Regions from separate parts of the Homo sapiens genome. Here region 1 is linked to region 2. A link is a loop called in an ENCODE intact Hi-C map of the cell type or tissue named here. Cell type or tissue: mammary epithelial cell. All regions are shown on one strand. Links, peaks and the distances in the headings refer to the core of each region. The heading gives the core; the rest is flanking DNA. Region 1 has its middle 47 kb from the start of TPRG1-AS1. Region 2 overlaps LPP (LIM domain containing preferred translocation partner in lipoma).

The links. A loop is a pair of places that touch in the nucleus more often than their neighbours do. Peaks named below come from ENCODE experiments on the same cell type or tissue, not always from the same donor. Only the 100,000 strongest peaks of a DNase experiment are listed, where the experiment ranks them.
Region 1: it touches region 2 in a loop (2.4-fold over the local background); 4 of 110 quality-filtered maps call a loop at or near these places.

The regions. Positions count from the first base shown.
Region 1 is chr3:188,897,995-188,903,376 of GRCh38, forward strand. No RefSeq gene overlaps it. Among named protein-coding and RNA genes, the nearest start is that of TPRG1-AS1, 47 kb to the right of the region's middle. RefSeq lists an enhancer at 2,277-3,476. In mammary epithelial cell, for the core only: no CTCF peak of the experiment used is centred there; DNase peaks (open chromatin) are centred at 2,537 and 2,677; H3K27ac peaks cover 2,452 bases.
Region 2 is chr3:188,852,457-188,857,838 of GRCh38, forward strand. The region is part of intron 9 of LPP (LIM domain containing preferred translocation partner in lipoma); the gene reads left to right. Among named protein-coding and RNA genes, the nearest start is that of TPRG1-AS1, 92 kb to the right of the region's middle. In mammary epithelial cell, for the core only: no CTCF peak of the experiment used is centred there; DNase peaks (open chromatin) are centred at 2,135 and 2,485; H3K27ac peaks cover 2,408 bases.

The DNA of each region.
Region 1 (5,382 bases), core at 312-5,311, 46 kb after region 2:
TGCAGGCACGTGCCACCACACCCTGCTGATTTTTGTGTTTTTAGCAGAGACAGGGTGTTACCATGTTGACCAGGCTGGTCTCGAACTCTTGATCTCAAGTGTTTCACCTGCCTAAGCCTCACAAAGTGTTAGGATTACCGGTGTGATTACCGGCCAGGTGCTCAATATATTCTTAATGACCAGTTTATCTGGGGACAAGCCTGCCTCAAGAGAGGGCTACAGAGAAGCCCAAATACTTCTCAACATTTTTAATACAAAATCCTAGAAGCAGCTCCTTTGATAAATGTAGATGAGGATAAATGGATAAATGGAAAACAAGGACTAGAGAGCAGAGCTCTGTGTGGGCCACATAATTTCAGGACACTGCCCCTGCCTCTTTACACACTTCTCTGCCTCCGGCATCTTTCATAAAAACTTTCTTTCATGAAATCTTTACTGCTTTTTTATTGTAAATAAGTATTCCCTCATTTGGGTTCCCATTACTATGCAAACTATCATTCCTTAGTTGCATACATGTCTGCATACCTATGCAATTGTCATGATTCCTCTGGCCAGAAAATTATCTTATTAACCTAAATGCTCCCAAAGTTTCTAGCATATCCTGGATAAGCTAGATATACTTATCCCAAATAAGTTATTATCCAATGGAATTAAATTGATTCTTCTTCAAGTTCACTCCAGATTCATGTCCAAAGCAAAGCATTCACCTCTTTCTGCCTTGCAAAGTCTGCTTAGGAAGTCAGTACATTCTCATGATTTCCCTAGGATGATGTAAAACTAATAGTGGTAGAGAATTCTGCATGAAGTGCCACAAGCAAGATTCCTAAATTCAGATCGGACAGCCTCCTTCACTCCTAATTCTCTAATAAAGGGGATGAGCACAGTAAACAGGAGGAAGAAAAGGAAGAAAAAAAGCAAAGACAAGGTAGTCATGTCAACAAAGTCTGCATGTCTGTTGGGTCACCCAGCGCCCAAATCTCAATTTTATCCTAGATCCCTCTTTCTCATTCCCACGCCCTATTCTTTCCTTCCCCTTAATATGGCTCTCTCCCTCACTTGGGCTTGGTCCATAACACCCTAGTCCAGGCTTCTGTTTCTCTAGGAAACCCTTCCAGAGTCCTCACTTATATCCCAGTCTCAGTTCTGTCCTTACCCCCTCATCACCATCTCTAAGCCATCCACCACTGCAGGCAGCCTGGCATTTCCAAGCCACAAATTGGACCCCACTGTCCCCCTGATCCCCTGATCCTATTTACTGTCTCTCCTTCACCCCTAAGACATGATCAAAATTCCTCAGCAAAACTTTGAAGTCTTCAGGTTATCTTATCTATTCCCACTTCTCCCCAACACACCTGCCATTAAAGTACATACCCTTCTCCAACAGATCTCACATCTCTGGGTAGACTGCTCCTTCCCCTTCCTTTCTGAGAATTATAAAAGAACTCTCGGCACATAATGCCTCCATCCTGAACCCCTGCTGGAAAAGACTTGACCAACCCTAGCATAGCTTCTGGCAACCCAAGGCTGCATCTCTGGGAAGACCTAGCCCATCTTTTAGTTGCTGTCTGAAAAACTTAGTAGTTGTAAAAAGAATTTACTGTATCTTCTAGCTGAGACTTGAGGAGAGGTCGCCGTCTCCCTCTTTCTTAGAGAATTTACTTTAAGGAGCTTGCAATTGTAAATCTTTCCTCTGTTACTTTGAGATGTATGTGTATGTGTCTCCTACAACCCAGGAGTGTCTTTCTCAAGGACCTGAAAGCAAAGCCATTCCTTTGAAAGGTAATCATCAGGAAGGATAGGGCCTTGGTCTCTAAATCTCCATGGGAGAATAGACTCCTAAAAAGCAGACACGGCTGGCTTCATCACATTTACACTGACCTGCCCTCCAACCCACTTTTTGTAACTGTTCACTTTCCTGACTGCTTGAGCTCACTCCCTGTCCCTACTCCTTCATTCTCCTTCTAAAACACCCAGTTACCTCCACACAATTGGGAACAGAGCTGAGCTTTTTTTCCCTACTGTCAGCGCTTACTGTGCAAGATTTATTTTCACCACTTTAACACGTCTGCCTTTGTTTATCTTTAACAATTCCGCACTCCAAGACCCAGCCCTCAGGTTACCGCCTCCAGGAAATCTCCTTTCTTTGGCCTCCAGGAAGGTGTTTGCCTCTCGTAAGTGTGCCTATGCAACTTGAAACACACATACACTAGGATAGTCATGTGAAACTAAAATTTCCTTTTCCTCTGGTCAAAATTCCATCTAGACTAAAGCCCTAAAGGTCGCAAATTGGGTTTTACTTATTCCCATATGCATGGTGCCAGGTATAGAACAGACCTTGAATAAATGCATATCAAGTGGAGACTTGAATGAATGAGGGAATGAGTGTCTGTGTGTGGGATTGTAAGGGTTAAGAGGCCTCTTTCTAGAGCTGTCCCTGTAAAAAATGGAGACCCAGAGGTGTGGTTGCAGAGCAGGAGCAAGGCAATTACCCTTCTCCAGGAGGAGATGAAGACAGACCAGTGTGGACTTGCCCTTCGTTGCCTCTGAGATGTTTTCCATTCCATTTCTACCCTTCCCAAATCTTTGTTAGTTTGTACGCAAGATCTTTTTCCTCCAGGGCTGTGAAGAACTATTTTCTGTTATTTATTGTAATGGGGTGGGGAGAAGTGAGGGGACTCAAATCTTTTCAAACACCAGACAAAATTTGCCAGCTGAAAGGGCTTCATCTTGGCCATAACCAGATGAAAATGTGTGATGTCAAGCCAACCTAAGCTATCCCATTGTTTTTAAGTGTGACTAAATACTGACTAATATTACTTCCTCTGGCACTTTTCATTTTTTTTTTTTTTTTGACTCAGTACAATGGAAATGTTCCAGGCTGTTGTTATAGTTTGCTGTCTGGACAGAATGACTTCCTGCACATCATAACCACTTATGATGGAGAAAAATAGAAGGGGTGAGAATCCCAAAATTCCCAAGAATACCCCTAAGTTTAGCAATGGCTTTTGGCTTGGATTTTTGTTGTTTTTGTTGTTATGTTTTGTTCACAAAAGCAATAAAGAATACTGAAATCCAAGTTGGAAGGGACCTTGCCAAAGTTGCTCATTGAGGAGCCAACATTTTTCCGGCCATCCTGAGACCTGCAGTGTCGCCACGACATTCCCTGCCAAGCAGTTCAGACTGGTAAATTCTCTCTTTCTTCAGGAGTTCTGTTCCTTCAAAAACAAGCTCTCACACCTTTGGACTATTAGCACTCTCTTCTGCCTCCCTGCAGACTCTTCTTTTTAGCTCTGCCTTTTGGGAAGCAAGTGGTGTTTGAGGAAAGGAAAGTGATTCAGAGCCGTGTTCCATGCAGACTAGATCACTGGAGACACGATTGGTAGTGACTTTTCTCACAGAGGAAATGAAGAAGTAAGCAGAGCCTAAGCTCTGGGAATGTCTTCAGAGAGTGGAAACAAAGGATACTGTTTAAACGTGCGTCTGGAAGGTCAGATAAGTCCCTTCTCTCACATGTATGGCAGATGATAGATAACCAAAATTGTCTGATCCAAGCATTTCAGACTGAATGAAGTTCCAGTATGTTCTCCACTCCTTCTAAAACCAATAAGCCCCTGCCCCATCCAACTCCTAGGTTCAGTCTCTATTAGCTACCACTTTAGGCTATATGTTGAACAGTCATCACCCTCAGCTTTCTGCCTCTCCCAATCAATCTGGTGGCAGCACAGATCAGCTGTCCCGTGCCACCTTCAGAGAAAGCCTGCTATCCCTCTCAAAAAGATTTTCCTCCCATTATTGTTAGAAGCTAGAGCATTCACAAGGAGGTGCAGTACCCCTCTGAAAATCAATTAAAGCCCCTTTCAACTGTGGGATACGCTTTTCCCGGGGTGTGAGTCATTTCCATAACTCTGAGTTTCCACCAGTTTTAGGGTCAAAGAAAAAGCCAGCCCCCACAGGGCCTTTCAGCTCCCTGGGAATTTTAAGAAAAAGGATTCATTCCATGGCAGAGATGATTGCCTTCTTTTTAACTGCAATTGGTGGCCCAGAAACCACAGCCATCAAATGCAGAAGCTTTGCTAAATCATCACTATTTCAGCTACTAATTAGATCTAATGTTCACAGCAGAGGAGTCTGTGCGAGCAATAAACCACTTCTTCAAGTGATGAAACTTCCAAGTAAACACACTTTGATTACCACAAGAAACATTCCCTTGCACAGGTTTTTTGAGCCAATGAATAGAACCCCCCAGACATGGCTCCATAAATGGAGTAGCAGTAGACTGGAACTCTGGATGAGCACAGACAACCCTGTCTCAATTAGTCAGTCCCCTGCTCTACCTTTTGGGTTCTGGCAAGATGCCTCCAAGGGCCATATATGTGACAAAGTAAATTTTAGTTAACAGCAAATTCGCTGGGTATACCATGAGACGACACTGCCTGAAGGCTTGGGCCATCCAGTGAGAAAATCATCTGCTACTTCTGGGGTGTAGGGTCGCAGGTCCCTTGGACCCAATGTAAGGGAGTAGGTTTAGAGAAAGGGACCGTAGTGGCAAGGAAACCTGAGGCACTGTGCTAAATACTTTTTTACATTAGTTATCGCATAGCAAAAATATTGGCATTGGCTCCAGAACATTCTCAGAAGTGCTCACTTGATGTGCCTTTAATAACCTGATTGATTCTTTTTACATTGTATCTATAGACCAAAACATCACATTGTACCCCATAAATATACACAATTATTGTCAATCAAAAATAAATTAATAAAAAATTATGCAAGATCTACATGTTCATTGAAGAAAAAATAGAAAATACAAACAAGCAAAAAGAAAGTCTTTCATAAACCTGTTGTCTAAAGTGGGGTTTTTCAACCTTGACACTAGGGATATTTTGGGCTGGATAATGCTTCATTGTGAGGACTATCCTTGCATTGAGGACATTGAGTGGTATCCCTGGCCCCTACCCACTAGATGTCATTAGCACAGCCTCCCCACATTTGTTAACAACCAAAAATGTCACCAAAAATTGCCACATGCCACCTAGGAGCAAGATCACTCTCACTGAAAATCATTTTAGAGATAACCAGTGACGCCATTTTCCTGGCCTTTTTTCCTGCATATATGTATGCATATATGTATGTGTTTATATTTGTATACACACATATATCTTTTTTTTTTTTTTTTTTTTTTTTTGAGACAGAGTTTTGCTCTTATCGCCCAGGCTGGAGTGCAGTGGTGGGATCTTGTCTCATGGCAACCTGCACCTCCCGGGTTCAGGCGATTCTCCTGCCTCAGCCTCCCAAGTAGCTGGGATTACAGGCGCCCTCCACCACGCCCAGGTAATTTTTTGTATTTTTAGTAGAGACGGGGTTTCACCATGTTGGCCAGGC
Region 2 (5,382 bases), core at 232-5,231:
GTGTTGAGAAGTGGGGTATAATAAGAGATGATTAGGTTATGAGGGCTCTCCCCTTATGAATGGATTGATGCCATTATTTTGGAAGTAGGTTAGTTATTGAGAGAGTAGGATGTTATAAAGTGAGTTTGACTCCCTCTTGCTCTCTTGCTGTCATCCTCTCTTGACCTTCTGCCTTCTGCCCTGGAATGACACAGTATGAAGGCCCTCACCAGATGCTGGCACCATGATCTTGGACTTCCCACCCTCCATTATCATAAACCAAGTAAATTTATGTTGTTCAAAAGTGACACAGTCAGTGGTATTGTATTATAGCAACACAAAGCAAACTAAGATAGCAACTGAGGACTTCAAAGGTATGTATTTCAAGAGAAAACTATATCACATTTTAAGATTAGCATTAGGAGGGCTGGGTGTGGTGGCTCACTCCTGTAACCCCAGCACTTTGGGAGGCCAAGGCAGGTGGATCACCTGAGGTCAGCAGTTCGATACCAGCCTGGCCAAACATGGTGAAACCCCATCTCTACTAAAAATACAGAAAAAAAAAATTGGTGAGCACAGTGTCGGGCACCTGTAATCCCGGCTACTCAGGAGGCTGAGGCAGGAGAATCGCTTGAACCCGGGAAGTGGAGGTTGCAGTGAGCCGAGATTGTGCCAGTGCACTACAGACTGGGCAAAAAGAGGGAGACTCTGTCTCAAAAAAAAAAAAGGTTAGCATTAGAAGTCAGGCAGCATCACTGCTATGACATTCTCTTGGCCAGGCAGTTGCATAGGTTCTCCCAAGACCTCACCTCTTAGTGGTGGACTGTTAGTATCACATTGTGAGATGGGATGTGTTTTGGTGTAGTCATCTTTGAAAATTACAACTTGCCATAGCATATGAACAGATAACACTATACTTGGGTTCTCTGCTATGGTGCTGTGAAAGAACAGAAGAGGAGAGTGATTAACAGAAGAGGTAACATTCACATATCATGGGCCATATAATTTGATGTATGTAACTTGTTAAGGAAATACGTTCAAGGCAGGGGCAACAGCAGGTGGAAAGGCATGAAAGAACAATGAGCACAAAGTGTTTAAAAGCTTGGGTTGACAGGAACAAAGACTGAGTTGTAGGAGAGGTGACAGGCTAGGGGCCTAGACAGGGGAGGTAGGACAGCATCCTGAAGGGCCTTGAACATCAAGTTAAAACGTTTGGCTTTGGGGAGCAGTCACTGTCTTTAGAGCACAGGCATATAAACTGATCGTCTTTGGTAATCTCTTCCATCTACAATCTTTCTTTCCTTTGATAGTAAACATATCATCTCTGTTAAAGTTGCTTCCTAGCTTAAACTGAACACAGACTCCAAACCATTGAAGCACTTTAGATTTTTTTCTTTTTTTTTTTTCCTTTTCTTTTACTCACCACAAACAACTCTAGAATGGCATGCATTTGAACAAACCAAAAGTGATTTCACTCTTCTAATTTTCAGTGCTTTTTGGCTAAATGCAGAGTGAGAAATTCATACCTTTTTCAAGCAGTGTGGGTTCTTTTTCCCAATTTCTGTCATCCATCTGGTTCTCTGGAGGTCTTGGAATCCAGGAAAGTGTTAGTTCACTGTGCTGAAATCCAAAAAAGACTGCTAAACTGTGAAAGAAAATTTGCATTCCAGAGACACTGAAAGAGTTAGTCCACCACCCTTTTGCAACAGCAAGGAGAAAACATCTGTATTTCCTGCCTCTTTGTCTTTAAGCAGTTATAGAATGGAAAACCCTATACTCCCTGGCTGTGCGTTTCATACCTAGTTAATCTAAATCACTTTTGGCAGGGTGGGGGAGGAATCAAAACATGGAATTATTTTATTTCTAGTGTCAGAAAATATTACAGCCAAGATACTGTTTAAGGGAAGCAAATTACTTCACCAGCTTCCTTTTGAGCTCCTCATGAGGTTTAATTCTCATGAATGGGTCCTAGAGCCGACATTTGACATACACATCAGCAGTGCCCTCTTCGGAAGGGAACCGCACAGTCACAGCCATGATGTTGGCATGTCTTTATGGCCTTCCTAAGTCATGTGCTGTCTTTTGTCTTCCATTGGCAGAAATACAATTAGAAGGCCTTGTTCTCAACAGAAGCCAAATGATTGCCAAATCTGTTCAACTGATCTCTAGAGAATTGAAGTTAGCTCATGGCCCTCTGGCTGTTCTCTTTGCCACTCCCAGGAGTTATAGGCTTAAAGTTATCCCTTTCTTTTGAAAGAGGATCAAGTTTGGTTCAAAGAAGCTTTTCTATCATCCCCAGGAGTACAAAGAGAGCCCTTCCATGACCCTAGTTGTTTGGCTCAGACCACTTATAGCTTACTGTAATTTAGGAAGTAATTGTAATTCATAAAGCCAGGTAGATAATAAACATCTTGGCAGGGTTGAGTTTCAGGCAGCTCTGAAGGGAACCAACATGTGAGTGGAATGGTATTGGGAACATTTCTAGTCTCTGCTTGCAGATCTTGATTCTAATGGATGACTCAAACTGGTTTAATTCTGATCTGAAATGTGCAGGCAGGCAGTCATTACTCTGTATACACATAGCTGAAAACATCATCACTTAAGCATGGGTTTTAGACATTCTCCTGGATGAGTTAGTTACCCATGGTAGACAAATACTGTAAGTAAAAAGAGCATTCTCCTAATTTCTATGTTGTGTGATTAACTTCAGATCATTTATATTCCTGGAGAAATATGTAGCACTATTTTTTCTTTAAAAGATATATTCTTGCTGAGGTAGAATAAAGAACAGAAAAGTTGTAAGAGGCCTTAGATTTTAGGTTATTTAATGTCATTTAATTTTGTATTCAACCAATACTTACTGATTGCCTGTTATGTCTTAAGCGCTGCCGCAGAGGCTGCAAATGCAGTAGTGTCTTGAACAAACTAGTGTAAGATGAACAATAAGCATGGCAGAAGCATAGTAGCAACTAAATTCATGAAGTGATATCATAGTGATAAGCACTATGAAGAAAGCAACAGGATAAAGAGACAGAGTCTGGCTCTGGAGAGGGGGCTGCTGAAATAGTGTGGTGATGCAGGCCATCTGAGGATAGTAATGAAATTTGGGGGATGTCTATGGGAGTAGATGCTGTTGGATGAATCTTTGGAGTACTCCCAAATGATTGTTCATTCATTTACTTACTAAAATATTTACTGAGCTCCTTCTCTGTGCCCCAGGCATTGTTCTGGAAACTGAGGGTGATGCTTTGAACAAGACAAAGAACCATGCCCTATTGAAGCTTTTGTTCAGCCCTCAAATCACTCCATTTCAAGGGACCAAAAGCCCTATTAACTTAATTCCCTTATTTTATAGCTGACGGAATTTAGGCCCAGGGAGGAAATGCTTTGTACAAAACTCACTGCTGGTGGCTGACGTTGGCAAGACTGGAATACAGCCCTTGACTTCTGCTTTATTTCTCCTTGCCACTGAGCCATACAGAGTCTCTGTAACCATCTATGTCAGCAATTCTAGTTTAGTGCTGGGGTTGGTTAGCACTGTGACCCAAAGATAAGTCTTTTTCTCTATCAAGGCCTCATGTCTACTCTTAATAAAGGTAACAAAATTGAGGGTTGTTAAGATGGGGCTTCACAGGCGTGGGTACCAGGGGCTTTGTTGGACCTTGATTACGGTTAAGTCAAGAAAATGGACCTTGCCAAGTATAACTGCCGCAAACTAGACAGAGAACTGTATGAGACTTCTTATTGGCTCATAGACTTCTCTGTACACACTCTAAATGCATGGTATGTAACTACTCCATCACTTGATAGGCATTCCAGGTATGTAAACTAAATAAGATACATGGCAAGAAAAATTACCTGCTGAAGACAAAACAACAAAAACAAAATAATCTGTATTTTTCCAAACTCAATATTCAATATTCAAGGGAGTATGGGTACTTGTGTATATATTTTATACTTGTCTACTTCTCTCCAGTAATAAGAATGATAGAAGTTGGCTCAGTTGATTAGTCAGAGGCTGTTGAACCAAGATGTAGGGTCGATCCTTCTGTGTAACAGTAATTCTCTCCAGCGAAAAGAGCTTTATAACAATATCTTTATATCTATTTACATTCTTAAACAGTGCTTCTCCCATTTCTTATAATATTTAATTCTCATTGTTAAGAGATTGTTAAGGCAGAATACTTAGTATCCCATTCTATAGATGAGAAAATTGACACCCATGTAGCTTATGGAATTTTGTTCAAGGTGCTGTGAATTCCAGCTACTCTGGAAATTCACTGCCTCAATGAAACTGGTCTAAATGTTGGTTAATAGCCTCTATTTATAGGTTGCTGATAGTAGGAATTATGAAAGCTGGACCTAAGGCTTCCTAATGTGAGGCTTTGGATAGGATTATCTGCTCTGAGCTCTTAGCCAGAAGGCCCCCATATTTATCAGTGTGCAACAATCTTGTTTTGACAGCGACAAAACCCAAGTAGTGTCACATACTCAGCTTAACAATTTTTCATTGGCTATGTAAGTAATTATGTTAATTTTATCATATTCTTATTGTTAAGTGGGACAGAACACCAGGGAGATGTGTTGGTATTCAAAAAGGGACCTAGTGTGGGGTTGGGAGAAGAGCACTGCATAGAAACCATGCCATCTGCGTCCTGGACTTTTTCACAAAATAGTATATCACATTGGGCAAATATACCACAATAGGCAAATCAGCTTCACAAAATGCAGTGTCCTAGTATGTGAGGTGAGACAGTTGGACAAGATGATTCGGGGAATTTTTCAAGCTCAACCAAACTATGTATTTATGAGAGGCTATGGGAAATCTGCATGCTAAAGATTATTAACTGCATTCTGAATAATTGCCTTTATACAGAATAACGGAGAAAGATATCTGAGAAACTTGTTAATTGGAGGACAGTGTGAAGTAGAAGAATGAGCCTTTCTCTTTGTACTTTAGAAAACACAGGTTCAAATCCTGGCTGCATTTATAGCTGTGTGTCATGTAATGCGGAAAAGAATTCTACCATTCTACCTCCTATACCAGATTGCTCTGGAGATTAGACGGGCTCCTGTTTGTGTACATTTAGTAAACTTTAAGGATTGTACCAAATCAAAGTATCAGTTATTATTTTTGGTGTATAAAGGAATATAAATTACTTTTATGAAGAATTAAGAAATGTATGGATTTGGGGTATAATAAGGTTTACACAGAAGAAGAGCTTTTTCACAAAATTCCCAGGAAAGCAGGGGGAAACTCACTTAGAAATCTAGAAGCCCATTTTATATTATGACATTATCCAATTATCCCAGAGTATCATATACACAATTCCTTAGATAATCCATTTGTTGAAAGGACAGATATAAAATATAGGAGAATTAATGGTGAAGGGAAAAAATAGA